Regions from separate parts of the Homo sapiens genome. Here regions 1 and 3 are each linked to region 2. Evidence: chromatin loops called from intact Hi-C (ENCODE). Cell type or tissue: PC-9. All regions are shown on one strand. Links, peaks and the distances in the headings refer to the core of each region. The heading gives the core; the rest is flanking DNA. Region 1 holds the start of UBAC2 (UBA domain containing 2). Region 2 has its middle 40 kb from the start of DOCK9-DT. Region 3 has its middle 50 kb from the start of UBAC2-AS1.

Region 1 (10,742 bases), core at 1,499-9,498, 150 kb after region 2:
CTGAAAGTGCCCAGGGGCTTATAACCCCCAGGAGAATCTCCTACTTGTATCTGAAACTTTTGTCTCAGAGTCTGCTTTTGGAGAGACCCAAATTGAAACAGATGGCAATAATATGAAATATTTTTAAGAATCTGAGTGATGAAGTTTAATGAAGTTCTAATTCTTTTAAAGTGTCTCAAATGTTCTGTTACATTTTGTTACTTTGCAGTAATTGTTCCACTGCACTGAAATCCTTTTCACCCAAATATGCAGCTGGAAATACTATAATAAATAACACAGCTCCCATTTTAAAGGAGGGCAAAGCTGGGCACGGTGACTCACGCCTGTAGTCCCAGCCTTTAATCCCAGCACTCTGGGGGGCCTCAGCAGGAGGATCACTAAGCTCAGGAGTTTGAGACCAGCGTGGGCAAAATAGTGAGACCCTGTCTCTACAACAAATAAGATAATTAGCTAGGTGTGGGAGCATGCACCCTGTAGTCCCAGCTACTTGGGAGGCTGAGGCATGAGGATTGCTTGAGCCCAGCAGGTCGGGCTGCAGTGAACCATGATCATGCCCCTGCATTCCAGCCTAGGTGACGGAGCGAGACCCTGTCTAAATATATATATGTATATATCCCACAGTTCTGGAGGCTGGGAAGTCCAAGATCAAGGCACCAGCAAAGTCGGTGTCTGGTGAGGGCTGGCTCTGTTTCCAGCTGTGCCTTCACATGGTGGGAGCGCAGAACAAGTGCCCTCAGGCCTCTTTTATAAGGGCACTGATCCTGTTCATGAGAGCTCTGTCCTCATGACCTAATCACCTTCCAGATGACCCACCTACCAGCACCACTGTACTGTGGGTTCCCTTTCAACATATGCATTCTGAGGGACACAAGCATTCAGACCAGAGCAACATGTAAAATGGAATAGGCTCCAGACCTGAAAGAATACAAACAGGCTTTTCACCCACATAATAAGCATGTGGCAAGATAGTCAAAGGTGGTTAGAATCGAGAACAATCTGGTTTTTGTGCAGCATTGTCTGCCACTATTGGACCTCATGTGATATCTCCCAATTCATTGTCGACAACCAAAAATACCCTATGAATTTCCAAACTACTCCCTGCTGAGTAAACATCCAAAGTGAAAACTACTGGATCATTGAAAAGATTTAACTACTCTTTTCAAAGATTCCAGACCCACTTTCTTTCTTTTTTATCTTTTTCTTAGAGAAGGGGGTCTCACTCTATGCCCAGGTTGGAGTGCAGTGGTGTGATTATGGCTCACTGCAGCTTTGAATTCCTGGGCTCAAGCAATCCTCCTGCCTCAGCCACCCAAGTAGCTGAGACTACAGGTGCACACAACCATGCCTGGCCAGTTTTTGAAATTTTTTATCTGTAGAGGTGAGGCCTTCCTATGGTTTCCCAGGCTGGTCTCAAACTCCTGGCCTCAAGGGATCCTCCTACCTCAGCCTCCAAAATTGTGGGATTACAGGTGTTAGCCACTGTGCCCAGCCCTGTTTTCTAGTATTAGTTTATATGTATTATATGTTGAAAGTGGATTTGAAGCAGTGCAAAGTGCATCTGAAGCCTATTTTATCCAAGGATTGACCACCAACCCTAGTGATTATCTACTGATTTCCCAGAAGGCTGCTGCCGAGAATCTCTGGAGATTCGGAGATGGATTTCTCAGCCACAAAGTGGAACAGGATATCACCTCTATGCTGGGGGGACAGGAGATACCGTTTGTACACAGCTCGATACTTTGGAAGTTTGTGATTGTTTGTTGTTTTCGGCCTTCTCCACTACTTAGTAATTTTTAGGAAGAATTTCAGTCTATCTCAGCTATTCAGAAGGAGCACTGTACTAAAGGCAGGTGAAAGCAAGGGGAAGGTGGTTGTTCGGGATGCTTGGCCAACCATCTTCCCTCCTGCCTGAAAAAGACTCTCTCCTTTGACCAAAACTCCAGTCAGGCTTCTCTGAGTCCTCTGCTTGACTAGGCCCAATCTTGGACTTTTCTCTCTGTCCTTGCAGAGCCCAGTGTGAGCAAGAATCCTGCTAAGTGGGTCTAGTGAAAAGCCTCTACTCTTGGTTGACCACCCTTGTTATCTGATCTCCCTGGCCTGCCTTCAGCAGGAATCCTATCAGGTCTGTTTAGACAGAAACCCCCTTATCCTTGGGGCTTCCTCTTAGTAATTTTCCATGCGCTGCTTTCCACCCTGCTCCTTGATTATAAATCCCCACCTGTCCTTGGTAGAGTTGGTGCTGAGTTCAATTTCTCCCCACTGCAAAGCCCTGCAGTGCCCCTCTACCTATCACCATGGCCCCCTGGAATAAAGTCTGCTTTACCATCTGATATGGTTTGGCTGTGTCCTCACCCAAATCTCATCTTGAAGTGTAATCCCGAGGTGTCTAGGGAGAGACCTGGTGGGAGGTGACTGGAGCATGGGAACAACCATGCTGTTCCCATGATAGTGAGTTCTCATGAGATCTGATGGTTTTACAAGGGGCTCTTCCCCCTTCACTCGGCACTTCTCTCTCCTGACACCTTGTGAAGGACGTGTTTGCTTCCCTTTCTGCCATGGTCGTAAGTTTCCTCAGGCCTCCGCAGCCATGTGGAACTGTGAGTCAATTAAAACTCTTTCCTTTATAAATTACTCAGTCTTGGCCGGGTGTGGTGGCTCACACCTGTAATCCCAGCACTTTGGGGGGCCGAGGCGGGTGGATCACCTGAGGTCAGGAGTTCGAGACCAGCCTGGTCAAAATAGTGAAACCCTGTCTCTACAAAAAATACAAAATTAGCCAGATGTGGTGGCGGGCGCCTGTAATCCCAGTTACTAGGGAGGCTGAGGCAGGAGAATCACTTGAACCCGGAAGGCGGAGGTTGCAGTGAGCCGAGATAGCGCCAGTGTACTCCAGCCTGGGCAACAAGAGTGAGACTCCATCTCAAAAAAATGAAAAATAGGCCGGGCGCGGTGGCTCACACCTGTAATCCCAGCACTTTGGGAGGCTGAGGCGGGTGGATCACGAGGTCAGGAGATCGAGACCATCCTGGCTAACATGGTGAAACCCCGTCTCTACTAAAAAATACAAAAAAGAATTAGCCGAGCGTGATGGCAGGCGCCTGTAGTCCCAGCTACTTGGGAGGCTGAGGCAGGAGAATGGCGTGAACCTGGGAGGCGAAGCTTGCAGTGAGCCGAGATTGCGCCACTGCACTCCAGCCTGGGCAACAGAGCCAGACTCCGTCTCAAAAAAAAAAAAAAAATTAATTAAAAAATAAATCAATAAAAAAATTACCCAGTCTTGGGTATTTATAGCAGTGTGAGAAGAGACTATTGCACCACACTGAACAAGTGTCATGAATAATTTTTTCTTTAACCTTACCCACCTGGAGATTTTCCTGATGCTAAGACCTCAGAAATGCTGTTTTATTTTATTGAAGGAGGACAATGGCTTCACATCAGAATGAGCAGGATACAACATTTTGAAAGACACATTCCCTGTTTTTTATGGGCTCACCCTTTCACAGTAGAAGACAGAAACCCAATAACAGAGACAATGGCATAAGTATTATAAAGTAGGCATGCATCAAGTGTGATGACAGCACGAAAGAGGGGATAACTACTTCTGCCATTACAGTCTGGAAGAGGTATCATTTCAGCTGATATTGTGGCAAAGTATTTTACCCAGCAGAGGGAGTATCCACTCAATGATGTTCTTAAAGTACCTAGGTAGGAGTGCTAGGCAGCAAATGATTCTCTTAATGTGTATGTCCACACATTGTTATGTGTAAGTAGCCTTATTAATTTGGTTGTAAATAAAAGGTTGAGTAATAATAAAAATGAAATCACCAAATTCTACAATTTGACCTCAAAATATGCTGTAAGTTCTGATATTATTCCTACTTTACCTGGGAAGGCAGAGCGGTTACCTAGGAAGGTGAACTGTGGAAGTCCGCTGTGGATTGGGGATACCTGATCTCATGATGAGTCAGGCTTACCCTGACTCCTTCTGGGTCTCTCTGGTGGAGACAGCCCTTCACCTCTGCAAAGCTTATCCACGTGTCTGGTGATTTCCTTATAGCATACAGAGCTTTTAAGGTTTACAAACGTATACCTATTTCCCCAATGTAGAAAGCAGATTCAAAAACAGGTTCAACAAAACATAGCAAGGCAATAGGTGATTCCTAGAGACCAACAGATTGAGTTCTTGTAATAAAATCTAGAAAAGAGAAAAGGTGGAAATGTCAGCCAGGGCAACAGAAATGATATGCACCAGGAGATCCAGGAATTCATAGTAAAGGTCAGATGAGTTTCACAGGTGTAGGGTTTCCTCTACCTCTGCACTACTGACAATCCAGGCGGGGTAATTCTTTACTGTGGGCAGGAGGAGGGGGGAGGTTGGCCCGGTATTGCCAGATGTTTAGCAGCACCCTTGGCCTCAGCCCATTAGATGCCAGTAGCACCCTCTCCCCAGCACGTTGTGACACCCAAAAATGTCTCCAGATATTGTCCCCTGGAGGTCAAAATTGTCCCCCTGCGAATCACTACACTAGTGCATCTCAGACTCTAAGGTGCACACAAATTACCTGGGGTGTCTTGTTAAACGCCAGTTCTGCTTTAATAGGTCTAGGGTAGGGCTTGGCACTTTCTAGTGCAAACAAAATCCCAGGTGAGGCTGAAGCTGCCTGTCCACAGACCACACTTGCTCCTTAGAAGACAAATCTGCAGCCACCAGTTAGCATGTTCAGGTCCTCAGGATGCAGAGTAGATGTACAATCAAGGTATGGATCACTGCAGATACTTATGAGCAGAGTCTGGATGCCATACCATCTTGCATTTAGCTGCAAAGAATGTTTATAGAATTGAACGTAAGTGAAGGGTTTATGTTTTTTAAGCTTTAAAGCACTTTTTAATGTCGGTTCTCAAACTTTTTGGAATCCCTTTATTCTTAGAAATTATTAAGAACTACAGATCTTTAGTTTATGTGGGTTTATACCTATGAGTATTTACCATAGTAGAAATTGAAACTGAGAAATGTAAAAGATATATATGAAGTTCATTAAAAAAAATACCCATTACATATTAACATATCTAACACTTTTTAATGCAAAATTACTATACTGTCCCAAGCAAAAAAATATTGGAAGAATAGCACGGTTTAACATTTTGGCAAATGCATGCACGTATGTATGTATGTATGTATGTATTTATTTATTTATTTTGAGATGGGGTCTCTCTCTGTCCCCCAGGTTGGAGTGCAGTGGCACAACCTTGGCTCACTGCAACCTCTGCCTTTGGGTTCAAGCGATTCTCATGCTTCAGCTTCCTGAGAAGCTGGAACTTCAGGTGTGCACCACCACACCCAGCTATTTTTTGTACTTTTTGTAGAGACAGGGTTTCGCCACGTTGGCTAGGCTGGTCTCAAACTCTTGACCTCAAGTGAACCGTCTGCCTCAGCCTCCCAAAGTGCTGGAATTACAGGCCTAAGCCACTGTGTCTGGCGGGCAAATGTCTTTAATGTCTGGTTCAATAGAAAACAGCTGGGTCCTCATATATGCTTCTGCTTTCAGTTTGTTGGGATACATTGCTTTGGTTGAAGCATATGAGGAAAACCTGGCTTCACCTAGATACACCCCCACGGTTGGAAAAGGAAGCATTTTAATAGCCTTTCAGGTGATACATTATTTTTTGATACTATACGATAACTTAGCAAGTGGTAGTTTCTTAAAGGTTAATTGCAGTGAGGAATCTGAAACCATATGAATGAACATTTTGGACTGTTACACTAAAGTTTACTGGTGTATTTTATGGTTCAAATTAATCTTTTACCCACATAAGATTTCATAACATTATGCATCGGTCAACTGGAAAATCCAGTTATGTAGCTCTGTACAGTGGAAAATCCAGTTACGTAGCTCTGTACAGTTGTCCAATTGTACAATGGAAAACTCCACTATATACTTGAGAGAGTAGAAAATAAAACTAATGTCTTAGCATTATTATGAAAATAGTTTTGGACTTTGCATCCCCTTAATGGGTCAGGGTGTAGTCCATCAACAGCTTCTGCAAACATAAAGGACCTTTTGACTGTCGTTTTCCTGAAAAATAACTCGAACGAACCTAAAGGTAAATGTAAAATGTACTTCAAGACTGTGAAAATGGGCTGGGCCCAGAGGCTCACGCCTGTAATCCCAACACTTTGGGAGGCCAAGGCGGGCGGATCACGAGGTCAGGAGTTCGAGACCAGCCTGACCAACATGGTGAAACCTCATCTCTACTAAAAATACAAAAAATAGCCAGGGTGGTGTCAGGTGCCTGTAGTCCCAGCTACTTGGGAGGCTGAGGCAGGAGAATCGCTTGAACCGGGGAGGCAGAGGTATCAGTGAGCCGAGATCGCGCCACTGCACTCCAGCTGGGGAGAGCGAGACTCCGTCTCAAAACAAACGAACAAAACAAGACTGTGAAAATGAACTTTACGAATAAAGCCTAAAGAAGCAAATAAAAGTCATACTTTTGCCTTCTATAATCAGTGTTAACATTTTGGCCCACTGGAACCTCTCTTTGAGGGTAGGGACTGTGTTGATCTACGAATCACAGATTTAGCACACTGGCTGGCACTTATGAGCACTGAAAATGCTTTTTTTTTTTTAGTACTCCATAGCCTATCCCTTTCATTTAGCTGGGTAGTGTGGTCAATTTTCCCCATAACATGCGTTCTCACATAATTGCATGTATTTCTGGGGTACAGTGTGATGGTTCCATACATATACACATTGTGCAACCATCTAATCAGGGTAATTAGCACATCCATCACCAAAACACTTGTCATTTCTTTGTGGTGAGAATATTCAAAATCCTCTCTTCTAGCTATTTTGAAGTTAACATTATCGTTGAGTATAGTCATCCAAACGTGCAAGAGAATACCAAAACTTATTCCTTCTAACTATAACTTTGTGTCTGTTGACCAACCTCTCCCCATCTTCCTCCCCACTAACTCTCCTCTGTACAAGAATAACCACTCTTTTACTCCCTACTTTCACGAGATCAACTTAAAAAAAAACTTTTTAAAACGACTGCATGATATGTTTTCAGGCTCACACATTTAAAAACCGTGACTTTGGCAAAGAGTAACTTCATTCTGCTGGGGAAAAAAATTTAAATGGCCTGAGTCCGGAAGCTCGCCAGGGCAGAAGCGCAGGGTCGCTCCGCCGGGCTCGCCGGGCCGGGGACCCCCCAGCCACCCGCCACCACGGCGGGGAGGGCAGGGTGCTGACTCCAGGGACCACGACAGTCGGCCCCGGTGGTGGGGATTCCGCGCGGGACCCACGCGGGAACAAAGAGGCGGCTGGACGGCCCAGCTCTCCGCACCCGGAAGGACCTGTTCCACCTCTCCGGCTCCCGTACCCCTCTATCCGCATCTGAGTGACCAGATCCCACTGCAGTCAACAGCCCGCGGGGTAGCCAGCTTCGAGGGACCGCCCGGAAAGACACAACGCGCGTGGAAGGCGCCGGGCGTCCAGTCTCGGGAGAGATTAGAAGTGGCGCTCCTGCCCAGCGCCGGCAATCCAGGGGAATCCGCGGCCATCGCGGATCCACCAGGGGTGAGGCGGCACTGAGCACAAGTGTGAGGCTCTCGGGAGCTACGCCTCCGCTTCCCCAGTGCCACCCGTTTTTACCTCAGGCGGTTCTGACCGCCATCGTTTCAACCTGGAGAGGTGAGCCCTCCCCTACCGACGCACTTCCCTTCCCCGGCAGGAAGGAGGGCGCTGACCCAGCGGGCGCACGCCCCTGACTGCGCATGCGCCGGGTGCGCCGTTCGTCAGCGGCGAGTGGCCTCGCGGCGCCGGATTCGTCGCTCCGCCAAGAGTGCGCCTGCGCGGTCGCTGGGGCTCGCACTTCAGCTTCCCCTCCCCCGGCGCCCTCTGGGGCTCCGAGCCCGGCGGGACCATGTTCACCAGCACCGGCTCCAGTGGGCTCTGTGAGTACCGGCCTCCGCCATCCTGGCTGCCCCCTACACGCCACCCTAGGCACCTCTTTGAGGAGGCTGGGGCAGCGGGGACCCTCGGGTTTGCCGGAGGTGGTGGGGCCGACCCTCCAGACCCGCGTCCGAACCCTGCTAGTTCCCGGTCTTGGGGGTCAGCGGAAACCGCCCCCATTTCGGCCTGGAGGGGCGAATGGGGACAAAGCCCCGCCGCCCGCCCCGACCCCACCTGGTATCCCCAGGTGCTCTGCCCAGGAGTCTCTTGGGGCCGCTGCAAGTGGGCAGGTGCCCTGGTGTTCTCGTGGGCCGGCCCCAGGCCCTTTGCGGAGCGTGTGCCGCGCTGAAGGAAGGGGCCGTCCCCCTTACCATGCCCCATTCTTTTAGGCTTGGGGGACCGAACTAACTCCCCCCGCCCCCACTTGCAAAGTTCAGCCTCCGCTTTAGAAGCTGACCTCTCAGTTTCACTTGGATGTGTTTCTTCTTCAGTCTCCAAGAAGAGTTTTTAGACAAACACACACTGATGAGAGTGCTTTCAAGTGGAGGGAAGTTAGGAAGTCGTGGCGAGGGAGCGCAGCTGTGCTGCTGGATGTTGCTGTTTTCCTGGCGTGTTAGCGGTGGTCAGCAGGTAGGGGGCGGAGTATTTTTACAGCCAGTTAAACGGCTTTTCTCACTGAGTGTGTGGAATTGACTTTCGGTAAGGTAGACTGCGTGTTAACAGTTAGGCACGGGTACAGCAACGGAGAACAGCTCTAATTTTGCAATTGCTTGTCACTGTTCATACTCCATGTGAAGTTAATGCTGCTGGAGGACAGAAACATCTGACATTTCCAAATATTAAAGATCTGTTGGCCGGGCGCGGTGGCTCACGCCTGTAATCCCAGCACTTTGGGAGGCCGAGGTGGGCGGATCACGAGGTCAGGAGATCGAGACCATCCTGGCTAACACGGTGAAACCCCGTCTCTCTACTAAAAACACAAAAAATTAGCTGGGCGTGGTGGCGGGTGCCTGTATTCCCAGCTACTCGGGAGGCTGAGGCAGGAGAATGGCGTGAACCCGGGAGGCGGAGCTTGCAGCGAGCCGAGATTGCGCCACTGCACTTTGGCCTGGGCGACAAAGCGAGACTCCATCTCAAAAAAAAAAAAAAAAAAAAAAGATCTGTTGGGAATGTCATGAATCTTCTGAGAATGTGTGTCTCGTCTTATAGTCTGACAGTGAGTTAGTATCAGCGCCACAGGCATAATTTTAAATCTTCCTCACTTCTCAACTTCTCAGGTTTTGAAGTGGTTTCAATATTTATGATTTCCTTTGTTTCATAATTAATTTGATTTATGGCATCTTTCATGGATTGGTCCCGGAGTATGTTACAACTACTAAGTAATCTTCCCCAAACTACCCTTTAGATAAAGAGCATTAGGACTGTAGCTGAAGCTGACAGTTCAAGAAGGCAATGTGGTTTTCCTGGGATCACACAGTGAGCCAGGAACTACTGGTTATGAAATTAATGGTGGAATTCTTCAATTTCAATTGTTCTTTAGCATTTTGATCTATCCTTGCTGGCCAAAGTACATATAAAAAAATAAAGGGCAAGAGAAATCTTATTGGTTGCTGTACTGTATTAGCCATGAGATTATATTGGCCAAGTGTATTCAAATTTGATACAGGGCAACTGTGGGGAAGATAATATTTTGTTATCTATGGCACATGGTGGTGAGTGTTGAATTCTAGGAACCAAACTGTTGCCCAGGGAGAGGCGTAGGTCTGGAGCCCCTCTGCAGCTGTCTTGGCCTGTTTCTAAAATTAAGTGCTTCTGCAGTGTAAGAGTTGTTGGGATGGCCGTTCCTCAGAAGGCTGTGTCTTACATGCTCATTTTACAAACATTTTGGGCATCTCCTCTGGGCGATGAACTGGGCTAGGTGCTGGGAATGCAGCAACGAACAGGTCCTGGTCTCAGTGCTTACAGTGCTGACGGAGCTTAGGCACAGTTTTCCAGGACTGGTCATTAGAAAAGGCTGTGTGTCAGCTTTAACATTTTTCTCTGGAGAAGCTACCCACTGAGGGAGAAGTGATTTCCTTTGTTTTATTTTATTTATTTATTTATTTATTTATTTATTTATTGAGATGGAGTCTCACTGTTGCCCAGGCTGGAGTGCAGTGGTGGATCTCCGCTCACTGCAACCTCCGCCTCCCGAGTTCAAGCGATTCTCCCGCCTCAGCCTCCCAAGTAGCTGGGATTACAGGTGCCCACCATCACACCTGGCTATTTTTGTATTTTTAGTAGAGACGGGGTTTTGCCATGTTGACCAGGCTGGTCTTGAGCTCCTGACCTCAAGTGGTCCTCCCGCCTCGGCCTCCAAAAGTGCTGGGATTACAGGCGTGAGCCACTGCCTATGATTTCCTTTAGATAAGTTGAGGGACCCTTTAGCAAATCAAAATTCTGATCCTGAGCAAGAATCTGAAAGAAGGACGACACGTGTACCTAGCCCTACCCCCATGGGTGGTGAATAACAGTCCCTTTCCAGGGATAAATCCCTGCCATTTTCTACCACCTGCATGTTTCCCACGTTTTGTGGTTAGTAGATAATAGTATTTTAGTGTTAAACTTGCCTTTCTCTCTCATCCATTCAATAAGTGTCTGTTGGGTACCCATATCAGCCACACACTGTTGATATACAGAGGATAAAGTAATAAGCAGGATCAAGGAGACCAGCATCAAACAGGCTAACAAGTCAGTATGATTCACATAGTGATAAGTGACATGAAGACAATGAGAGGGTAACTGCAAAGA
Region 2 (8,000 bases), core at 1-8,000:
CTGGGTGACATCATCTAGGCACATGGCACCACCTAGACACAGTCCCTTCTGAGTGGTGGCCCCAGATGGCCTCAGCCCGTGAGGGACATCCCCTCTCAAGCAACCCTGTCCCACCGCCATCCAATAAAGCTCATGGGTCACTGCCTCTCAGGGTCACATCTTCTTCCTTGGTCAGCTCCAAATCCCTGGAAGCCCCTACAGTGACCTCAGTAGGACTTTTAGGCAAAAGGAAGAAACTGGGGAAGATATCATCAGTCTATTCCTTGCCTCAGAAATCAAACTTCTCTTCCAGCTGGCCCTGAAGACAGCCCACTCTCAGTGAACAGCTGTAGGCTGCCTGAAGCCTGGGCATTTGTGGGGAATCCACCCATCCCGGAGGCACCCCTGCCCCAGCCCAGAAATCCTAGGTAGGCTCTCTTCTCCCTGAGAAGGGGCAGCCCATCTGTCTCTCTACGGTCTCATATCCTGGGAAGTCAGCCCCTCTAGCTTTCCATCAGTTGCCATGCAGAACCCAGGAGCAGAGGACTCAGACACTTGCAGGTACGTCGGGGAGAGAGGGAGGCTGCCAAACAGGTCCACAAACAGGACCCAAGACACATAAAAGTGCAGCTGCCAAGGCTATCTATTTTCTTGTCCACCGGGGTAAGGGAAGGGAGCTGAGGACATCCCAGAAGGAACATGGGGTCTAAAGTAATTGCTAATAATGAAGGAGAACTTACTCCTTTACCCTGCCTCATCTTACCCACATCCTTTCCACAATCAGCCTGCCCCCTCCTTGAGGCCCTCCATGATGGGACGGCCAGCTTCAGTGTTTGCTTGTCCCCGCCCACTGCCCTACATATGCCACTACTGTAGGCAGGACAATACTGGTGTGACCATCCCTCCACACCAGCCTCAGAAGAGCACCTCATACACTGCCTGGCACCAGAGGCCTCTAATAAAAGTTTGCTGAATGAATGAATAAATGTGACTCACTCACTTACCATTTATATTTAATTACCATGTAACCCAATTGTGATTCTTATTTATATGACAGATTAGCTCTGCTCTAAAGTTATCTGCTAACAATAGCTCAGGGAGACTCAACCATGGTTTACAAGGCATGTTCAACTGCTCACGCGACACTGTTGAATGCTCGTAACAGGAAAGCCAGGGCCAACCCTGTGTATTCACTGCCCTGAGTTTTATTAAGCAAATTAATCTTAAACACAGACATTGAGTGAAGCCACCAGCCAGCCTCCTGTAATTGATTCTGGTGGAATCACTGAATCAAGAACACTGCAGGCAGTGGGTCTTATTCATGTTTGTTCCCTCAGCAACCAGCAGGATGCCTGGTATACAGTAGGACATCAATAAATGCTTATTGTGAAGTTCTTGAAGCAGCAGATGCTTCCTATAGCTGAAGTATTTCAGCTTCTAGAGACCACAGATGTCTGCCACCTGGCTGAGCACCCCAGTCAGACCCACACTGATCAGGACCACCACACCATGGCAACCAGAAAGGAACACCAGACTATTATGTATGAATACCACGATCGCTTCCTAGCTCTTATTTCAAAGTGATACAGACTACTCACTAACACTTTAAAAATGTGCAAATTTTGCCACCAAAAATAAATGAATTTGGAAATACAAAAGTTTAGAACAAAAAGCTACGGAGCTAACTTAAAAGACACAAACTTTGGGCTCCCTTATTAACAATGTGTTGAAGACAAGAGCAATCATTCTCCCCAAACTATAATACAGTGCTTAAAGCCGTAAGTAAAAGAAAAACCAAAAGGACTGTCACCTGACTGTACAGCCAGGTTCTTCCATCACATGCACAAGCTCCTCCATGCCTTCCTACCCGTGTTTCTCAGGAGCAGGACAGGATTTTACCATACTGAGAGCAGAGGGGAACTCCCACCACAATTCCAGCCCATAGACATATTCACCCACAAACCATTCAGTGGTACCCAAGTCGACAGACCTTCTTCAAGAGATGTCTCACTAAGAGGATGTGGTGGAAAGGGAATCCCTGCATGCTGTTTGTGGGACTGTAAATTAGTGAAGCCACTGTGGAAAACAGTATGGGGGTTCCTTAAAAGATTAAAAATAGGACTAGCATATGATCCAGCAATCCTACTACCGGGTACTTGCCCAAAGAAAATGAAATCGCTGTGTCAAAGCGATATCTGCACTCCCATGTTCATGGCCGCACTATTCACAACAGCTAAGATATGGAATCAACCTAAGTGGCCATCAGTGGATAAATGGATAAATAAAATATGGTGTATACCGTATATACACAATGAAATATCATTCAGGCGCAAAAGAGAAAGAAATCGTCTGCAACAACATGAACATAGAGGACATCATGTTAAATGAAGTAAGCCAGGCAAAGAAAGGCTAATACTACATGACCTCACTTAGATGTAGACTCTAAAAAAGTCAAACTTACAGAAGTAGAGAGTAGAATGGTGGTTACCAGGGGCTGGGGGTGGGGTTTGGAGAGATGTTGGTAAAAAGATACAAAATTTCAGTTAGCTAGGGGGAATACAGTATAAACATGGTGACTACAGTAAATAAATAGCTGAGAGTAGAACTGAGTTCTCACCACAGAAAATGTTAAGTATGTGAAGTATTGCATGTTACTTAGCTTGATTGAACCATTCCAATTTTAAAACATCATGTTGTATACCCTAAATATACGGAATTTTTGTCAAAAAATGCATATATAAAAAGAGATGCCTCACCAGCTTAATCATCTTTTTAAAAACAAAACAAAACAAAACAAAAAAAACAGCAGCCGGGTGCGGTGGCTCACACCTGTAATCCCAGCACTTTGAGAGGCTGAGGCGGGCGGATCATGAGGTCAGGAGATTGAGACTATTCTGGCTAACACGGTGAATCCCCATCTCTACTAAAAATACAAAAAAAAAAAAAAATTAGCCGGGTTTGATGGCACGTGCCTGTAGTCCCAGCTACTCAGGAGACTGAGGCAGGAGAATGGCGTGAACCCGGGAGGCGGAGCTTACAGTAAGCTGAGATTGTGCCACTGCACTCCAGCCTGGGTGACAGAGTGAGACTCAGTCTCAAAAAAAAAAAAAAACCAGCATCACTGTGTCTAGAATTCACAAGACAACCAGGAAATATCTTAAGCAACGACAGAAAAGGCAGAAATGTATGTCCCAACACTGAGCCCAGGCTCAGCACGGGGCAGAACAAGCCGAGCGACCTCCCACCTGGCATATCTTCACTTGGAAGGTGGGACGCACACCAACAGGTTTTGCTGGAATGATGCCCTCCTGCTTTGAGTAGGAGGATCCTTAACTCCAGGGCCATAACACATTGCACAACCAAGGGCTTGGCCTGGGCTTTGCCACTCACCCATGAGATTAACAGAGGAAGTAGTTTGTTGGTTTTGAGGTTTTCAAAAGGAGGAAGGATTTTGCGCCCAGTATGCTAACCTCCTTAGCTGCGCTCCGGAAAACAGCACTTAAAGGGTTGCCCAACTTGTGGGACTTGTCTCGACAGTAAACACCTCATAGAACATGCCTGGTTATGAGGGGGCACACCTGACAGGAAAGTCCAGGACTCACAGATGAGGGGCCTTGAAGAGCCACTGTGAATCACTGCTGTGTTATCACATACTGTGTGTAAGTGCATGGGTGTAAAATAAACACACACAGCCTGGAAACCTGTTTTATTCAGAGTATAAGCTCAGATGTCAACATCTTTCTCTGCCTAGATCTATCACTTACTTTACTTTCATTCTTACATCTAACTCCTGACCTCTTAATCCTCCTGAAGACATCACCAGAAATGTCTCATACTTCATGCCTGCGTTTAAGGTACAAAGTGTAGCTTTGGATAGGTTTTTAAAAGGTTCCTGTTTAGGTTATGCTCCAAAGGAAAGCCCATCTTGACACTTCCTCTCCCATAAGGATGAGCGTGAAGAGAGCCAAAGTTGGACGAGTCCAGGTTTAATCTCCTATCTCTGATGATTAAAAGACAAAATATTTATTTAAAACACGGCCAAACAGCCACTGACATCTGTGCAATTTTTGGTGGCTATGTTGGACTATTCATGGGGGTCAAATAAATAAAAATGGCCAAGCCTATGAGTAAACTTTTCCTCATGGTAAAGTTTCCCAAGATAATGTGCTAATTGAAATACACGCCAGCTGACCCTAGAAGTAGGGCCTATTTAGAAAATTTTAAAAGTACATATTTTTTATTTCCTCAGAAACACAGCCTTTTCTGTGTATAGATTCAGGCTCTCTCTGGATGGGGCAGAGAACCACAGGCTGAGGAGTATCAGCTGCCATCGCAGCACATAAGCACGTCTGTTACCATCAGGGTCCCCAGGTTAGAATAAGGAAATTGTCTTTCTACTTTTAAACATTCTGGGGCCTAAGAACATCTTCTTAGTCTCATTTATTTTCACTCCTTAGGTGTTGTCTGAAAATAATGAAAGTCAAACTTTTTCTGAGAATCAGTGGTTCTAATCCTTTTTTTTTTTTTTTTTTTGAGACGGAGTCTCGCCCAGTCGCCTAGGCTGGAGTGCAGTGGTGCCATCCTGGCTCTCTGTAACCTCTGCCTCCCACCTTCAAGCCATTCTCCTGCCTCAGCCTCCTGAGTAGCTGGGACTACAGGTGCACACCACTATGCCCAGCTAATTTTTTTTTTAATTTTTAGTAGAGACGGGGTTTCACCATGTTAGCCAGGCCGGTCTTGAACTCCTGACTTCAGGCGATCCACCCACCTCGGCCTCCCAAAGTGCTGGGATTACAGGCAGGAGCTACTGCGCCTGGCCCTAATCTTGAAGCATCAGCCTCAAGCAACCACCTTTCCAGGAAAGTGTCCCTGGATACAAACTCAATGTATTGTTCTCCCTCCCTTTCACTGGCCTTTTACAACTCAATTCCTGCCCTCCTGTATAATACCCAACAGCAGAGCTCCTAGGAGTCAAATCCTGGGCTCTGACACAAAGTTTCACCCTGGGCAGGCCTCCAGTTTGGGGGCAGCACCAGGGACCTCAATGTCAGCAAAATCACGAATCAAACACTGATGTCCGATGACAGTTCTCACTGAGAACATATTCCATTGTATTTTAAAGTTATGGAAAATCTTCATACGGTGTTTAAAAGTGTTCATGTGCTGCTTCTTGGTTTACAGTTTTATCTGTTTTGTTTTGTTTTGTTTTGTTTCTGCCGGCTCAAAGCCAACAGCAGGATTTTCACCAAGTTTCCAGTTTTGGAGTAAGAAGCACGCCTGAAGACAGCCAACCTGGAGACAGCCTGCGTGCACCCCAGCGGAGCTTCCCCAGTTACCATTCCCCTCTGCTACTGCTCATCTTCTCATCACTCTTATTTGTCCCTACTCTAGAAAAGAAAATAAGAAGGAATTTTGAATAATGCATGCTCTGTGTTCATCAGTGTTCATTAACGTAACAAGCACATAACTAAAAATACAATAATAGGGCTTATCACGGAAAGCAAGGGTGGCCTGGCTCACCCACTCCACTCCCAGCCCTGCTCCTCGGAGGCAATTCCCTTCCATATTTTGGTGCTTCTTCCAGTGTTTGCTCTCCTCCTGCTGCCCCCATAACTGTAACATACAGATTTCTCAATTTTATCCTTTCCAAATATTTTCAACTGACTTTCTGCTATGACAAATGGGGACAGCTCACATGCAACACTCCCATCCTCACAGTGCCACTATTTCTCATTCTCTACAGTTCTCTTTGTAACTGTAAGCACTAATATACTTGTACCTTTATTATTCCATCACTGACCACTGCTCGGGACTTCCCACTTTGTTAGGTAAAGACTTCACACCAAAAAGCGAAATTCAAATCCCTGACATTAAGCTCTGCTACTAATAAACAGCAAAGCTTAATAAGCTGAATAATCATAGCTAAGTACAAATAATGAATATAATAATAATAAACAGCTGAATAAGTCTGACTGTGGAGTTCGTGTTTAATTTTTTGTTTGGTTATTTTCTGTATGGCTAAGAATGGAAAGAAAATGAATAGTTAAAAATATGTTTTGGCATTGTACAGACTTCAATCAATCACTCTGTTTTCTGGACCCAACAGAATCATCAATGACTACCCTTACTCAATTCTCTCATTACTCAAGAATTTTGGAGATGAAACCCAACTGTGAAATGAAAATTCTTAAATGGTAATACTGTTCATCTGAGTATGTTTACAGTACTTCTGAATCCACATACCTTATCACCCCTCACCTTCCAACCTCAGAATATCTGGCCAAAAGGAGGTAGCAGGCAATGCTGAAGGCTGCTCCTTGGACAGGGGCAGTGTGGTCAGCCTTGTCATCGGGAGGCATGGTGTGGCCATGGAGTAAGGACATCTTAGAAAAAGACAACTCTAGCTGGGCATGGTGGCAAACGCCTGTAGTCCCAGCTACAAAAAAAGGAAAAGAAAAGAAAAGAAAAAGACAAATCTGGACTGAGGGAGTGTGTTAAAGGCTACTGATGTAACAGCTGAAATTTTTTTTTTTAAACAGGGTCTTGCTCTGTTACCCAGGCTGGAGTGCAAAAGCACAATCATGGCTCGCTGCAGCCTCAACCTCTAGGCTCAAGTGATTCTCCTGCCTCCCACCCACATAGCTGGGACCACAGGTGTGCGCCACAGCGTTCAGCTAATTTTCTACAATTTTTTTGTAGAGACAGGGTTTCACCATGTTGCCCAGGCTGGTCTTGAACTCCTGGACTCAAAAGATACTCCCACCTCAGTCTCCTAAAGTGTTGGGATTACAGGAATGAGCAACCACACCCAGCCAATAGCTAAATTTTTGAAAGCAGGACACATACTGTATTATCAGATAATGATCCCTAACATACAAAACTGGATTTCATTAGGAAATGATTGATCTTTCCAGATAATGAATGCTGCAGGTTCTCTCCTAGGCCAACATCTTCATGACATCTAAAAATACAAGAAGCAATTATGCTATAGATTTAAAAAATTGAAATATGATATGTGAAAATACTGAAAATAACCTATGGAGCTATCAAAGTTTATGGAGGATATTTAGGTTTCAACATGTAAGATGACACCTGCTTGCATGTTGGATCCTGTCTAAAATTTCAAGCCATGGACAGCAAGTAAAAACAAATCAAAAATGGAAAGACACATAGCATGTGTAGTTTATCTATGTCACAGAGCAAAAATAACACTTTGGTAATGCTTTAATTAAAATCAAGTACCTAGAGTTCATTCCATATTTCAGGCCTGTAGGAGAAAAAAAAAGCAAAACCACTTCCCCTTGCAGTGATACACGAATGGAAATATCCGAGACAGCGAAACCTGAATCAGCTACAAACAGTATGACCTTGCATGACTAACTTATTCTCCCATCCAATCAACATGTCATGACCGGGCGCAGTGGCTCATGCCTGTAATCCCAGCACTTTGGGAGGCTGAGGTGGGTGGATCACGAGGTCGGAGTTCAAGACCAGCCTGGCCAACGTAGTGAAACCCTGTCTCTACTAAAAATACAAAAAATTAGCCAGACGTGGTGGCGGGCGCCTGTAATCCCAGCTACTCGGGAGGTTGAGGCAGGAGAATAGCTTGAATGCTGGAGGGGGAGGTTGCAGTGAGCTATTGCACCACTCCACTCCAGCCCAGGCGACATGCGAGACTCCGTCTCTAAGTAAATAAATAAAAAATAAACATGTCATAAGCACCCACCATGTTGTAGACACTAATGACAAGTCCCACAAACTCTCTCCATCTATCCCCTAGAGCAGCTGTAGCCCAGCCCACTTTAATGTGTCGTTGCTCTAAAACCAGCCTCCACTTCATATACATGGCCCCCCCAGGTGTTGGTAACCCTTGGATCCAAAGATGTCTGATTCTCAAAATCAAAGATTAAAACTTTTCAGAGACAGCTGCCAGGACGTAAGGCCAAGCACAAGCAGCTCATCCTGCACAGGTGGACGTAAGAAGGATGAAGAACTCAGTGGGAGACTTCCTCTCCATCACC
Region 3 (10,742 bases), core at 1,583-9,582, 100 kb after region 2:
TCCCAGCACTTTTGGGAGGCTGAAGGGGGAAAATAACTTGAGGTCAGGAGTTTGAGATCAATCTGACCAATATGGCAAAACTCTCTCTACTAAAAATACAAAAATTAGCCAGGCATAGTGGCCAGCACCTGTAGTCCCAGCTACTCAGGAGGCTGAGGCAGGAGAATCACTTTGAGCCCCAGAGGTAGAGGTTGCAGTGAGCCAAGATCGAGCCACTGCACTCCAGCCTGAGCGACAGAGTGAGACTCCGTCTCAAAAAAAAAAAAAATTGCGAAACTATTATTATTATCTCCTTTTACCAGAAGAGTTCACTGAGGCCCGAGACGCAAAGTTATGCTTTCAAAATTACACCAATAAGTTAACCACGGGACAGGAAACCAGCAGCCAGTGTTCTTGGCTCCAAATTTCACTGACCAGACAATCGGATGTATTGGGTGATATTATGGCTTTGCCTCTGTTCCCTCGGATCCCTTTCTACTGTTTTTGTAGATTCCCTTCGGGATTTCTTTGATTTTCAAAAGTGACGTCTGCTGCTTTTCTGTGGAGAACCACCATCTAGCACTGGGGGGTAGTCTAAAACCTGTGACCTGACCAATGGGGTGCTGGGGCAGGAAGCCCAGCGCCCTCGCCTGGGACGCCCACTCTATGTTGCCGGCTGTGGGACTTGGCCTAGCTCGCCCCTTTTGAGGCTCCCGCGGCTGCTCTGTCCACCTCCCTAGTCCCTTGGTGGCTTCAATAGTGGGCACCCCCTTAGCAAGTCACTCCCACGCCAATCAAATTCTAGGGAATCCACTGCACATACTGGGTGGTTTCAAACCACAGAAATGTATTCTCTCCCAGTTCTACAGGCTTGGAGTCCCGCAGGAAGGTGTACGGCAGGCCAGGCTCCCTCTGAAGGCTCGAGGGGAGAAGCCGTTCCAGGCCTTTCTCTTGCTTCTGGTGTTGCCATCAGTCCTTCTGTTCCTTGGCTTCTAGACGCGTCCCTCCCGCCTCTGCGTCTGTCTTCCCATGGTATTCTTCCTGTGTCCTGATCCCTCTTTTCATAAGGACACCTGCCATCTTGGATTCATGGCCCACCCTAACTCTAATAAGTATGACCTCATCTTAGCTTGATGACATCTGCAAAGACCCTGGTTCCAAATAAGGCCACAGTCACAGGTGCGGGGGCAGGTATTGGCTAGGGCTGGGAGGGGAAAATCTGTTCCAGGTCTCTCTCCCCTTGGCCATCTTCTCTCTATGTCTCTTCACATCGTCTTCCCTCTATGCATGTCTGTCTCTGTGTCCAAATGTCTCCTTTTTATAAGGACACCAGTCATAGTGGATTAGGGCCCACTCTAATGACCTCACTTTAATTTGCCTCTGTAAAGAGTATTTACAAATAAGGTGACATTCTGAGGTATTGGGGGTTCAACATATGAATGGGAGGGCACAATTCAACCCATAACAGCAACCTGAGACATTTTATGTATTAATATTTCATGAAGATCAAGAATATAAACACAAAAAATAGCATGCACTGTATATAACACAGTAGTCATAGTTGCCAATTGTTATTCAAATATCTTAAAATAATTTTTGGTTTTTTTTGAGATGGAGTCTCGTTCTGTCACCCAGGCTGGAGTGCGGTGACACGATCTCGGCTCACTGCAATCTCTGCCTTCTGGGTTCAAGTGATTCTCCTGATTCAGCCTTCCGAGTAGCTGAGACTACAGGCATATGCTACCACACCCAGCTAATTTTTGTATTTTTAGTAGAGACGGGGTTTCACCATGTTGGCCAGGCTGGTCTCAAACTCCTGACCTCAGGTGTCCATCCACCTTGGCCTCCCAAAGTGCTGGAATTACAGGCGTGAGCCACGATGCTTGGCCTAAATATCTTAAAATAATTTTTTAATTTCTCTGAATCATTGGCCATAAAATCAGAAATATTATTACAACTTTATATATGGGACTTATGGATTTTACAACATTTGCACTTTTATTTTCTATAGTTAAGGTTAGATTCTATTTCTGCTACGTACCTGTTTTGAATTGGAAATTATATGCCCTTAAGTATTGTTTTGCAAGAAACAAATGACTCATTAATAACACCATAAATAACCCATACGGTGGGTAAGCATGTGGGCTCTGATGTCAGAGTGCTTAGATGTGCATCCTGGCTCTATAACTTACTAGCTGTGTGGCCTTAAGGTAAGCCCATTAAATTCTGACCTTTCGTTTCTTCATCTTTAATGAAGAGATGAGGGCAGTACTGTTGTTATTACTATTATTATTATTTAGAAACAAGGTCTCTCTCGCTCTGTTGCCCAAGCTGGAGTGCAGTAGCTCGATAATAACTCACTGCAACCTGAATTCCTGGGCTGGAGCAACCTGCCTGCTTCAGCCTCCTGAGTAGCTAAGACTATAGACGTGTACCACCATGACTGGCTAATTTTGAATTTTTTTTAAGAGACAAGGTCTCACTATGTTACCCAGGTTGGCTTCAAACTCTTGGGCTCAAGTGATCCTCTTGCCTCAGCCTCCCAAGGTACTGAAATTACAGGCATCAGCCACTGTGCCTGGGCTAGTACTGTTATTTTGAAGCACTTTGCACAGTGTTTATTCAGAATAAACACCCACCAAATGTTAGCTATTATTTTGTCTGCAGTATTGGTATATATGTATTTGTTTAGTAAGAGATGGAGTCTCGCTCTGTCGCCCAGGCTGGAGTGCAGTGACGTGATATTGGCTCACTGCAACCTCCACCTCCCGGGTTCACGCAGTTCTCTTGCTTCAGTCTCCCGGGTAGCTGGGATTACAGGTGCCCACCACCACACCCGGCTAATTTTGGTATTTTTAGTAGAGACAGGGTTTCTCCATGTTGGCTAGACTTGAAGTATTAGTTTATACACAATAATTCTGAAAAGGAAAAGATGTAATAGAAGTGGAATTTTTACAATCTAAGTAAAACCTCACATTTTCTAGAAAAGTATTACTAATATTTTCCTTTAAAATGACTGCATATAATCAGTTCCTTTCTTTTCTTTTCTTTTTTGAGATGGAGTCCCACTCTCTGGCCCAGGCTGGAGTGCAGTGGTGTGATCTTGGCTCACTGCAAACTCCGCTTCCTGGGTTCAAGTGATTCTCCTGCCTCAGCCTCCTGAGTAGCTGGGATTACAGGTGCACCCCACTACACCTGACTAATTTTTGTACTTTTAATAGAGAGAAGGTTTCACCATGTTGGCCAGGCTGGTCTTGAACTCCTGACCTCAAGTGATCCACCCGCCTCAGCCTCCCATGGTGCTGGAATTACAGGCGTTCAGCCACTGCGCCTGGCCTACCAGTTCTTTTCTCTTTGTCTTAACAGTTTTGTAAAAATAGGTCATTCTTAAATATGGTACAAATTAAAACATCATAAAAGGAAATACAGGAAAAAGTAGATTTCTTCTCCTTTACTCCAAATTCTCACATCACCTTTCCAGAGACAACCACTGTTAAATTTCTTACATATCTTCCCAGAAACAATCTATGCATATGCAAGCGATAGATGTAATGTATGTGTGTACATCCCTACCCACATTTGTATACGATAGCATCTTGTATCTTCTGCATCTTGCTTTTTATAATTTAATGATACCTCTAGAAAATTTATCTTATCCATGCCAAGTAATATTGTTTCATTCTTTTCACTGTTGGATTGTCTACTCTATGGACGTACCAGAATTAACTTACCCAGCCCCTACCAATGGGCATTTGGCTGGTTTCTTTTGTTGCTGCAACGTGCATTTGCATCTTCATGTTCATGTGCAAATATATCTGTAAGACACATTCCTAAATGTAGAACTGCCAAGTCAAAGAGCATATGCCTGTTAAAATTTGGTTGGTGCTTTTTAAATTGCCCTCCAAAGAGAATGAACCAATGGTACCAGGCCCCCTCATCACCATCCAGGCATTTTTACACTTTTTGAATTTTTCCAATTTTCTAAGTGTCAACTGCATCTCATTCAACTTTGAATTTGTATTTTTGTTATTAGAGTGAGACTGAGTATCCTTTCATTTGTTTAGAAAGGCTTGGCTGGGCACAGTGGCTCACACCTATAATCCCCGCACTTTGGGAGGCCGAGGCAGGTGGATCACCTGAGGTCAGGAGTTCAAGATCAGCCTGGCCAACACGGCAAAACCCCGTCTCTACTAAAAATACAAAAATTAGCCAGGTGTGGTGGCAGGAGCCTGTAATCCCAGCCTCTCGGGAGGCTGAGGCAGGAGAATTGCTTGAACCCAGGAGGTGGAGGTTGCAGTGAGCTGAGCTTGCACCACTGCACTCCAGCCTGGGTGACAGAGCGAGACTCAGTCTCAAAAAGCAAACAAATAAACAGAAAACAATGAAATGCTTTATACTTTATTATGAACTATTCAAAATTGGCCCATTTTCTCTTTGAATATTAATTTTTCTAATCATCTTTATTAGCTTTTTTTATACTAAGGAGTCTAACCTTGAGCATGTCTGTTGTGACATTTTTCCTGTTTAATAATTGTTGTTGATTTTGCTATTGTCTTTTTTGTCTGGTAGACATTTTTAATTCTTTTTTTCTTCTTTGGTTAAATGTATTAGTAAGCCAGGAGATCATTGCAGTTCTTTAGGTGGGAGAGTGAGTTGGCTTGGGCTGGAGTGAGGCTGGTGTGTACAGAGAGAAATGGTAGGTTTGAGAATATAGGTATTGTGTTCCTGGAACCAACAAGCTTAGCTGATGTATTAAATATGGCGGTACGGAGAGGGGGGCAGATGAGGTGGGAGAAAGAGAGATTGACTCTGAGGCTTCAGGGCTGAGTAACCATGTGGACAATGATACAACTGACAGATGGGCAAGACTTTAGGAAGAGCCAGTCTCCAACCTGTTTTGGAAACCTGCTTCCACATGCCTGGTTTCATGACACCATACACGTTCGGGTCTTGTCCATTCATTGTCGACTGAGGTTCTTTCCATCAAAGTGAGATGTTGAGTCAGACTATGCATTGAGAGTGTCTGAAACCATCATTACTATGTTGCATATATTCCTAAGTAATGACTTAGAGATCAAGAGCGCTGACATAATGCCTGCCATGTTGTGGCCTCACCCTGTGTCTGCTTTTGATCTCTTCTGGGGACTTCAGCACACCATGCAATAAATGGGGACACACTGACCCACCTCTGTGTCTGGGCCTGAATTAAATAAATTTGTTTAGATTTCCCTGAGCTCACAAGTATTTGATGAATCAAGTACATTTAGCAACCTGGCCTGGCAAGCCAGTAACAAACAAAAACAGACTCGTCTGTGCATGCCCTCAGGGCCATGGTCTGTGAGCACCGTGGGGGAAGGCAGAGGAGAGGGTTGATTTTTTTAAGAGGCTTTGAAAATATAAAATTCCACATGGATGATTAATACTTCTATGCAGCATAATGGGTGTTGGCAACCAATGTGAAGAAATTCTTGTTGAAAGAGAAAAGACGATGTTATGGAATAATCTCCTCTGGGAACTAAAGCCACTTACAAGGAAATATTTGAAAGTCTATTTTAATTCCTATCTTATTCATGTCTTCCTTTGACAGTAAGTGAAGTGCATAGCACTATGGGACATGTCTAAAATCAGCTGCTAACTATTCATTTGGCTCAACTGCTGAGGCCAATGATCAATTCCTTGTGCTATATTGTATTGCCTGGAACCTAGTTGTGCTCATGTGTATTGTATTGTATTGTATTGTATTGTATTGTATTGTATTGTATTGTATTGTATTGTATTGTATTGATCTATTTGCTTATTTCTGTAGAGCTGGAGTCTTACCACTTTGCCCAAGCTTGTCTCAAACTCCTGGGCTCAAGCAATCCTCCCACCTCAGCCTCTGAAAGTTCTGAGGTTACAGGCATGAGTCACTGCACCGGGCCATGTCTATTTTATTCTTGACACATGGCCATATTTGCAGTGAGATTAAGTATGGGAGTAGCCATGTGACTCAGCAGAGTGAGGAGACCAGAGCAGCAAGACCTACCCAAGGTGGACAGAGCAAGTGGTCCCCTGCAGGTGCAGCGTTGTCTTGGTGGCTTCTAAGACTTTCTTTCCCTGGGCTGAACGGTCACATCACTGGCATTATTCTCCGGCATGACAGTGTTATATCTTGATGGCTACTGTTCAAATGCTTTCTTTTAAACTAGAAGTTAAAAAGACCTGTTAAATCACAATATCCACATAAATGGACTGGCTAGAGTTGACTCACCTTACCAAACAGGTGTATAGGACTCTAAAGGGGCCCAGGAGACATATAGAACCGCTAACTGCCAGTTCCAGGTGGGGAATTCTAGCCAGCAAAGTGGGAAGTGCACAGGGCCTCGCCAGACTCAAGGGCCCCAAGGAGAGGGCCCATGACTACTTTGTCCATCCAGATACCCTTGCCAGTTAAAGCCATATGTGGAACACACCAGTGGCCATTCTTGAAGCCTTTGTTGATGAAGGAACATGTGAACTGGCTACAGGGAGGGGAATCAGGCTCCATAAAGAGGCAGGGATGCAAGGGGCTGCTTGACATCAGCTCCCCTATCCCAAATCTTCCCTGAGACCCAGCTCAGGCACAGTGATAGCTCCTGAGAAGATGAAAACAAACAAAAAGACATATTCTGCAAACAATTTTTTGTTTAATTTTTTAAAATTTAAAACATCAGGAAAAAATCATGTGCAAGAAAAAAACTATTATAACAGTCTTAAAAAAATTTTTTTTTACTTTCAGAGATAAGATATATACACACAGCAATACACACCAATCTCAACTGAACAGCTCTATGAAAATTATTTCAAGTGACTCTGCATGCTTTCTTACTTGCTTCCTAAACTTTATAAAATTTCAAGTGAAACACTTGACTTGCTTTGTCCAAGAGAATGTGCTGGAAGTGACACTCTGGGACTTCTGAGGACAGGTCACAATATGCCTTGCAGCTTCTGCCTGGGAATCTTGGATCCCTTGCCCTTGGAATGCTCCCTCTGTGAGCCCAGATATCAGGCTGTGAAAGCTGCAAGGTGAGGTTGAGTGGGAGTGCTGTGAGGCACAGACCCAGCGGAGCTTCCAGCCAATAGCCAACTTCAATGCACATCATGAGAGTGAGCACCCATGGGTATTCAGCCCCGCCAAGTCTTCAGAGGACTGAAGCCCCAGTTGACATTTCATTGCGACTGCATGACAGACCCCAAGGGAGAACTTCCCAACTGAGCCCAGCCAACCCACAGGACTGTGGGTGGCTTGGTATATAGGAAGAGATAATGGAACTGCCTGCCATTCTGGGTGAAATCAGGGTCAGGAAAAATAAAATCAACAAACATATATTGAGCGTAAGACTCTGGAAGATACAAAGAGTATGTATATAGTTGAGATGGGGGGAAGGGACATTTATATAAGAGAGTAACAGAAGGTTCAAGGTAGCACATGACTCCTAAATACAGGTGTGCAGGGGGCAAAAAGATCAGCGAAGTCTAGAAAGTCTCTTTGGAGAGGAGAGATTTGAAATGAGAATGAAAAGCTAGGGGAGTAGACTCAGGCAGAGAGGAAGCATGAGGCATAGGTTCAGGCATGGTTTTGGAAAAGGGCCTAAGTTGAAAGATCAAAGAGATCAACTTGGCTGGAACACAGAATTTGCAAACTCATGTAGAGGATGATAAAGTTGGATGGACCTTGAATAACAAGGAAAACTGCTTTTCAAGAGAAAGGTTAGGGCAAGAGTTTTAGATTGAAGGCTGTCTGTGCTTAAGTGAGGGTAAGGCCATGGAGGAGAAGGTCTCTGAAGAAATGAGCTTCAAAATAACTTTGTAGGAAGAATATAATCATTTAAACCCATCACTTCTTTTTTATAAAATCCAGTTTCCTCAAAAGCAACTCCACACTGAATAGCAGGAAAAAGGGGGGCCATGCAAAAAGGGACCCGCTCAAAATTCTCACTATTAAAGAGGACAGTTGCAATCATGAGCAGTTCCACCCCAACAAAGGAGAAATGTGGGGATCAAAAGCAATCTAATTGGGCTGGGTGTGGTGGCTCATGCCTGTAATCCCAGCACTTTGGGAGGCCAAGACAAGTGGATCACCTGAGGTCAGCAGTTCGAGACCAGGCTGGCCAACACAGTGTAACCCTGTCTCTACTAAAAATACAAAAATTAGCAGGGTGTGGTCGCACACGCTTGTAGTCCCAGGTACTCAGGAGGCTGAGGCAAGAGAATCGCTTGAACCCAGGAGGCAGAGGTTGCAGTGAGCCGAGGTCACGCCACTGCACTCCAGCCTGGGTGACAGAGTGAGACTTGATCTCAAAAACAAAACAACACAACAACAACAACAACAACAACAAAATGCCAAAAGGAATCTAATTGAAGCTGAGGCCACTGATACCAGAGGGTAAGGACAGGGCCATTGCAGATATCTCAGTTACTCTTGAAGTCAGTTTCAGGAAGGGGCCACATCCTCTTTAGCCAAATACTCTAGGCTTAGGGTTTTGCAAAGTCATCATAGGGTAGGTGCTCTGAAAGCAGACGCTGCGATGGAATTTGGAGTGTAAGATACTTATCAGGGGCCAGGAGTGGTGGCTCACACCTGTAATACCAGCAATTTGGGAGGCTGAGGTGGGCAGATCACTTGAGATCAGGAGTTCAAGACCAGCCTGGCCAGCAGGCTTTACTAAAAATACAAAAATTAGCTCGGTGTGGTGGTGCACACGTGTAATCCCAGCTACTGTGGTGGCTTAGGCAAAAGAATTGCTTGAACTCTGGGGGCGGAGGTTGCAGTGAGCCGAGATCACACCACTGCACTCTAGCCTGGGTGACAGAGTGAGACCCTGTCTCAAAAAAAAAAAAAAAGAAAAAGAAAAGATATCAGGGGTCAACATCCTTAAAGAAAAGTGGTTCCTTGGCACTTTGAGAAGCCAAAGCGGGAGGATCACTTGAGCCCGGGAGTTTGTGACCAGCATGGGCAATAGTGCGAGACCCTTTCTCTACAAAAAACAAACAAACAAACAGCAAAAAAAAACCCATAGTCTTAGCTATTCAAGAGGCTGAGGCGAGAGGGTTGCTTGAAGCCAGGAGTTCGAGGTTGCAGTGAGCTGATTGCACCACTGCATTCCAGCTAGGTTACAGAGTGAGACTCTGCTTCTAAAAAATAATAAAGGACAGTGGGAGAAATTAAGAATAGGTACAGGCCGGGCGTGGTGGCTCACGCCTGTAATCCCAGCACTTTGGGAGGCCGAGACGGGCAGATCATAAGGTCAAGAGATCGAGGCCATCCTGGCTAACACGGTGAAACCCCATCTCTACCGAAAATACAAAAAATTAGCCGGGCGTGGTGGCAGACCCCTGCAGTCCCAGCTACTCCAGAGGCTGAGGCAGGAGAATGGCTGTGAACCTGGGAGGTGGAGCTTGCAGTGAGCCAAGATCGTGCCAGTGCACTCCAGCCTGGGCGACTGAGCAAGACTCCGTCTCAGAAAAAAGAAAAAAGAAAAAAAAAAAAAAACAATAGGTAGAGGTGGGCCGGACATGGTGGCTCACACCTGTAATCCCAGCACTTTGGGAAGCTGAGGCAGGTGGATCATGAGGTCAGGGGATCGAGGCCATCCTGGCTAACACGGTGAAACCCTGTCTCTACTAAAAATACAAAAAATTAGCCGGGTGTGGTGGCGGGCGCCTGTAGTTCCAGCTACTCAGGAGGCTGAGGCAGGAGAATCGCTTGAACCCAGGAGGCAGAGGTCACAGTGAGTCGAGCTCGCATCACAGCACTCCAGCCTGGGTGACAGAGCGAGACTCTGTCTCAGAAAAAAAAAAAAAGAATAGGTAGAGGTGAAGACGTTGAAATGCAATGCAGACCCAACAAAGTCTTGGCCAACCCAGTGAGGAGCTTTGGAGTGAATATTGCCCATTGGAGGTGTATTGCCTTGGCCTGCAATGACTGGGTCTTTATACCCACATCTCACTCACCAGATGTGAGCTGCTCCAAGAAGGGCATGACCCCAGGTGGGGTGACCCCCTGTGTTTGAGGCAGGCCCTAACAAAGCTGCTGGGTGGAGGCTGCCTGCTCACCATGCCCCACCACAGCCGGGCGTCAAGTGCTTCTCAGAAGCAGAGTCCTCCGTCCCCACCCACCAGTCCATATTGGACTGTGGCTCTTTTGGACAAGCCAATGAGATTTGGGTATTATATGTTACAGTAGTAAGCCTCTCCTGACTGACACACACCATACCTCTTAGATTCTGATGAAATTGCCAATGACTCAATAAGTGACGCCTGTCCTGTGTCTGAACCCTGGGTCTGTAGAGCACAGGACACGACTGCTGCTCTTGGATATCTAACACTGGGGCTACTCTTTTTTAAAAATTAGCAAGTAAAACATCATATATATTTATGATGCATAACATGGTGTTTTGATATATGTATATATTGTGGAATGGCTAAATCAAGCTATTTAAATAAAATATGCTTTACTTCATACACTTATCTTTTTTTATAATGAGAACATTTCAAATCCATTCTCTTAGCCAGTTTTGGTAAACAATATATTATTCTCAACTGTGGTCATCACAATGTATAATAGATCTCAAGGCCAGGCGTGGTGGCTTATGCTTGTAATCCTTGCACTTTGGGAGGCCTAGGCAGGAGGATTGATTGAGGCCAGGAGTTCAAGACCAGTCAGGGCAACATAGCCAGAAGTCGTCTCCACAAAAAAAAAAAAAAAAAAAAAAATTAGCCAGGCATAGTGGCACATGCCTATA

The links. Peaks named below come from ENCODE experiments on the same cell type or tissue, not always from the same donor. Only the 100,000 strongest peaks of a DNase experiment are listed, where the experiment ranks them.
Region 1: it touches region 2 in a loop (10-fold over the local background); 2 of 110 quality-filtered maps call a loop at or near these places.
Region 3: a loop joins it to region 2, with 10 times the contacts of the local background. A loop is called at or near these places in 3 of 110 quality-filtered maps.

Annotation. Positions count from the first base shown.
Region 1 is chr13:99,192,986-99,203,727 of GRCh38, forward strand. UBAC2 (UBA domain containing 2) reads left to right here and starts at 7,869. Exons shown (of 9, transcript NM_001144072.2): 1 at 7,869-7,954. The coding sequence starts at 7,924. UBAC2-AS1 (UBAC2 antisense RNA 1) reads right to left here and starts at 7,772. Exons shown (of 2, transcript NR_036531.1): 1 at 7,381-7,772; 2 at 3,389-4,817. RefSeq lists enhancers at 6,842-7,495, 7,458-7,507, 7,496-8,147, 7,538-7,627, 8,801-9,452 and silencers at 7,128-7,257, 8,148-8,227. In PC-9, for the core only: CTCF peaks have their summits at 3,685, 3,887, 8,561 and 8,764; DNase peaks (open chromatin) are centred at 4,146, 5,876, 7,756, 8,606 and 1 weaker place; H3K4me3 peaks cover 6,192 bases; H3K27ac peaks cover 7,778 bases.
Region 2 is chr13:99,043,025-99,051,024 of GRCh38, forward strand. It overlaps a transcript of DOCK9 not described here. Among named protein-coding and RNA genes, the nearest start is that of DOCK9-DT, 40 kb to the right of the region's middle. In PC-9, for the core only: no CTCF peak of the experiment used is centred there; DNase peaks (open chromatin) are centred at 2,667 and 3,347; H3K4me3 peaks cover 2,241 bases; H3K27ac peaks cover 4,563 bases.
Region 3 is chr13:99,145,801-99,156,542 of GRCh38, forward strand. No RefSeq gene overlaps it. Among named protein-coding and RNA genes, the nearest start is that of UBAC2-AS1, 50 kb to the right of the region's middle. RefSeq lists silencers at 5,801-5,850, 5,861-5,930, an enhancer at 6,237-6,406 and a cis regulatory region at 6,322. In PC-9, for the core only: no CTCF peak of the experiment used is centred there; DNase peaks (open chromatin) are centred at 5,391 and 5,921; H3K4me3 peaks cover 345 bases; H3K27ac peaks cover 3,133 bases.